Linked DNA regions of Homo sapiens: region 1 is linked to region 2. The links are chromatin loops, found by intact Hi-C in ENCODE. Cell type or tissue: endothelial cell of umbilical vein. All regions are shown on one strand.

Region 1 (2,500 bases), 150 kb after region 2:
AGCATTTTACATAAATTAACATAAGAACTTTGTCAACAAAGTACTATTGTTATCCCCATTTTACAGATTTGAAAACTGAGGCACAGAGAGGTTAAGTAAATTATTCAATCACACAGCTATAAAATAGTGAAGCCAAGATTGCCACCTAGGCACATCACTATACTTTAAAAAAAATAATATTAGTAATAACATTTTGTTATTAACATTTAACATTTTATTAACATTTATTATTGTTATTATTACAAAATGTTCTCCAAGTTGGAATCCAAGTTGGAAAGTGGGTAGTAAAGCACAAAGGAAACTTGCTTCTTAGAATGTATTAATGAATCTCTTCCTTCTCTTCAAACAATCTTCGAGTATTCAACTTGCATATTTAAGTAGTGGTCAACGTTTAATATTTGACGTCTATATCCATATCTATCTAAGTATAAAAAAAAATTTTAAAAATGGACATTCTCACATAAACCCTCTGTATAGACTCTACAATCTTTGGGATTCGAAATTGTAGCTTATGAACTCGCCATTTTTTTGTTCTTAAATTTTCTGTCTTTTTTTTAAATTGATATGTAAGGGCTGACTTGACCTGTCTTTGAAGGAAGCCTAAACTAGGAAGTAAAGGCAAGTGAGAGGAATAAAACTAGACAGAATAGCTGTGATGGAAGGATTTCTAGTAGCTGTAAAAGCAATAAGACATGTGAATAAAGGAGATAAAAAGTTTAAGTCAGAAACACTAAAAGATAAAAGGAGTTTAAATAGTTTAAACATTCTTATATGAGGAGAAAAAATAGGAATGTTTGGAAACAAATGTCAATCTATGAAATCAGAAATCAGGATTAATTTTTATAAATCAGAGAAAAAGAAAACTTAAAATGTCTACATACATATATACATATATTTAGGAAAGAAAAATTGCAGTCATTACTATTTTATCATTTTTTCCTCAGAAAAATGATGGGAAAAAAGAAATAAAAAGTCAAAGAGATGAATAGGGAAAAAAGAAGCAACACAACAAAAAGAAAACAAGAAAAAATATTGATGGGGCAATATTTACGGAGAAATTCCTATGATTTTTAATGACTAAATGCCACAGATACATAAAATGTGAGAGGAAGGCAGAGCTGAGTCATTCCCACAGCTGGCTGTTGAAGAAAAGGCTGTAATGTTTCTTTATTATGACAATTGACCAGCCAGATAATTTATGATTCCATAAGTTACGGGTGCGGGAAATGGAGTGGAAACATACAAGGGACTCAGCAAACTGTAAAACTGCATTGGCTTTATCAGTGGACTCATGTTGAGTCCATCTAGTTGATGAACATCCTTATCAGCCAGCAAATATAAATGACTTATGGGAATAATATTTCAAGGCATAATGACACAGCTATATCTAGTATTCTTCTAAGATCTGGGTTATTAAATATTAAATATCAAAGCTGTAAATTATAGTAGCAGTTTTATATAACTAAATTAAATTCAAACAAAACCTAATTTCCTTAATCATTGGCTGTAATCCTCCAGGAACATATGCTATTAACTCAACTACAAATGGCACAGAAATTGTATGACTTCAGTTAACTTATTTGATATGAAATTCTAATCCAGGGCAGACTTCTCTGTAAATCTCCTACAGGGATTTTAATACCTCGACAATCATATTGGCTTTTTACAGAGTAACTAATCTTTTCATACTCTGATTTCTTGCTCCTTTATTCGATTTCTTTTTTTCTCTCTCTTTTTTCTCTCAAAGCATATTCTAGATCAATTTTTAAAACAAACTTCCTATGGAATTTTAAAATTTTTGTCCAGAGTTATCACCACAGTTATTATAACCTGGGATTTTGTACGGAGAACTAATTAAACTTAGCTGGAAGTATTTATAGCTCCAATTTACTGTTTATGGCCATGTATGTTAGGGCAAACCCAAAACAGTAAAAAATTGATCAGTCTAATCTGGCTCCTTGTCCCCGTGGCCAAATGTCTATCACAGAGTTTGTTCAGTGATGAAGTGCATTGTGGCTATTGTAATTGTGAATAAATGGCTGAAGTGAATTAATTTTGTTCTCCTCTTGGCTAACTGTTAACCATTTTTTGAAAAGTTCATTATGGTCATAGAGTAAGTAATTTATCATTTAGAATCTAAAACTGCTTGAAAGTAAATTTTGAAAGGGAGGGAAGTATCAAGTCATATGATAGGGATATACACAACTGTAAGAAAATGAGAGTCCCCAGACAAATGGATGCCTGGGAGGTTTGGGCCTCTGTTATTAACCAAGGTAAACAGTGGTGTGAGGCATGGGAGAATTAGTCTTGCTAGACTCTTAAAGGAAGGAGGGTAACTATTTCAGGTTTTAGTACTGAATGTCAGGCTTTCTGAATGTGAGGATGAAGTAGCCCAGGTCTTCCTTGAATCTAATAAGATTCCCATCTTACCATTCAACAAGGTAGCCTGGTCTGCAGATGAGACAGTTGCTTTCCTGGAGAGCAAAAGGTCATAACTATT
Region 2 (2,500 bases):
GAATACTGAGAGAGAGCTTTGTGCTGTTCACAGCTACAGCTGTCACCGATTTTTCATCTACAGTAAGGTCAGCCAGACAAAAAGACCCAAGACAACACATTCAGTAGCGTCTTTGTTCCCATCTCAGCCTAAAAGATATAACTTCTTGTGGTGATTTCCAATTATGGCCATAGTGATTTTTCAGCATATTATTGGTTTGGATTAATTGTTGGTCATATGGGAGAGTCCTTTCAAGCTTCTAAAATAAAACAAATGTAGCCTCTGTTAAAAAATGATGTTAACCCCAAAGCTTCAGAGATAAATTCCCTAACTTTCCATGCTGGAACCTCCACTTTGTTTTGTGGGGAAAGGGATTCATTATTAATTCAAAATGAATTTTAATCATAAAGAACCTACTCTGTTATTCAGTGTTTGATGATATAAATTATTATTGAGATCCTTTCTCCACTTTGCTCTGTTTTCCTTCTGAACTTTTTCTCCATCCTTTTTCCCCTCCAATGGCTAAATAGGATCAATCTTCTATTTATTAGGTACTTAAGGAACAGTTAGTAAACTAAGGTTTAAGGATTATTCAACTATCAGTGGAATCCATCTTCTAATTATTTATGGCTATTAAAATGTAAAATTTTTGCGCGCATCTTCTTTCCATTTATATTAAGCATAATAGAAGGTAAATTTTAAAAAGCCAAGGAACTTTTATTCCTATTCTTCCATTTTTTTATTTCAAAGATATGATTTGGAGATAGTTTTCCTCTTTCTTGAAACATTTGATATATAAGATGTTTATTTTTGAGGATTAAACAGAATCAAGAGTACCAACTTAATTTGTCCGGTAGGGCTTCTCTTTTTTTTAATGTTGAACTTCAGCTTGAATGGAGATCAGTGTCTTCTCTGTTTTCTTCCCAAGAGATTGTCTGATGTTCTGTCTGTTTCCAGAACATTCAATTTTATAAAAAATTCCAAGAGAAGGAATTTTACCTGTACCAGGACCTGTGCGAAACAGCATTTTCCTTGTGTTACTCTTTACCTTTCTCTGTTACTCGTGTAGCTGTATACTGAATAGAAAGAGGTAACACAAGCCTTCACAGACCTCAAAATCTATAATTAAGAACTGTATCTGACAAGGTTTTTTTTTCTCCTACTGACAAATAAATGACACTTTTTAAAAGAATATTACAGGAAGAGTGTTAAAAAAAAAAGGCAAAAGGGCAAAAATTGTTTCCTCTCTTCTTCGTGGCAGAACACAGAGAGGTGAGTCTTTTTTTTTTTTTTTTTTTTTTTTTTTTGGTAAGTCCTTACAATGAGTACACTGTTGACTTGGCATGCAGATCAAAAGACTGACAGATTTAATTCATGTTTCTATGCTATACAAACAATGACATGTACAACCCAATCTGGGCTGCTTTCAGCAAGTAATTGAAGGTAGTGCAAACACAGACTTTAAAAGATCAGTGGTGCACAACTGAACTGTTTGACAGAAAGAGATCCGACAGCGCATATTCTTTTTGCTGTTTCGCTGAGATTCCTCTTTGCCTGCCCTCTGCCCTGCCCTTACCCTCCTGGAATTAATAGCGACTGATAGCCCGTGCATTGTGTTAACGGAAATGGACACACACGCGCTGTGTATTAACTCCCTTGTCTGCTGCCGGGTGAAGAGATAAGCTGTGAGAGTGCACAAGAATAGTCTGAAGACGTCTGGAAGTTAACCATGAGAAATCAATGTTTGCATAAGCTTCCATTACACAGGCGGTACTTTTGCTCTATAATGGGGATGGTCTGGGTAATAAGGTAATAAATTCATCCACAAATATATAAAGGATGACCCTGCAAGATTTTGACATGACATTTTCTGTGGATCTAACTTGGTTGGAAAATACAGGAAGCATTTGTCTCCAGTAATTTGTGTACTTGATGTATTTTTTTTTTCAAATTGCATGGTACCAGCAATTTGGTTTTTAAATACAATAGTCTTTGAAAAGTACTGAAGAAAATGAATAGAAAATTACCAGCATCATAGCAAATTATCCCAGGTCAACACATAATGCCTTCATTTTCTAGATGTCTCAATTTAGGCGGCTACTTTGGGCATTTTTGTGTAAGGATGCTTATAAGTATTCCATATTTAATAATACATTTTCTGTTGCATGTTACCGTAGGCTAACATCATTGTATGTGTATCTTCCACATTAAGATTTCACAAGAAATGGATTTAAAACAATGTAGCCAGAGGCAGTGTTTTTGCCTGAATGTTTCAGATGAATTATTTGTTCAAAATTCTTGCCTTTACTTTAGGGTCATAGATAATTTCTTATGATTCCTCCTCAGTTATAAAACAATCATTGCTTTATACAAAAAAGTTTTAAAATGTGGTTTCTAAGTTTTTTTAATGCCCAGAGTTTGAACATTTGGAAGTTATCTATCCCATAATAATTAATTGGCAAATCTGTTTAAGAATAGTTGGTCTTGCTTGTGACTGCCTTAAAAAGATTTACATAAACAA

What was found. Peaks named below come from ENCODE experiments on the same cell type or tissue, not always from the same donor. Only the 100,000 strongest peaks of a DNase experiment are listed, where the experiment ranks them.
Region 1: a loop joins it to region 2, with 2.0 times the contacts of the local background. A loop is called at or near these places in 1 of 110 quality-filtered maps.

What each region holds. Positions count from the first base shown.
Region 1 is chr10:61,474,311-61,476,810 of GRCh38, reverse strand. All of the region lies in intron 2 of TMEM26-AS1 (TMEM26 antisense RNA 1), which reads right to left. Among named protein-coding and RNA genes, the nearest start is that of TMEM26, 22 kb to the right of the region's middle. In endothelial cell of umbilical vein, no CTCF peak of the experiment used is centred here; a DNase peak (open chromatin) is centred at 1,190; H3K27ac peaks cover 992 bases.
Region 2 is chr10:61,620,832-61,623,331 of GRCh38, reverse strand. No RefSeq gene overlaps it. Among named protein-coding and RNA genes, the nearest start is that of CABCOCO1, 41 kb to the left of the region's middle. In endothelial cell of umbilical vein, no CTCF peak of the experiment used is centred here; a DNase peak (open chromatin) is centred at 1,531; H3K4me3 peaks cover 170 bases; H3K27ac peaks cover 1,254 bases.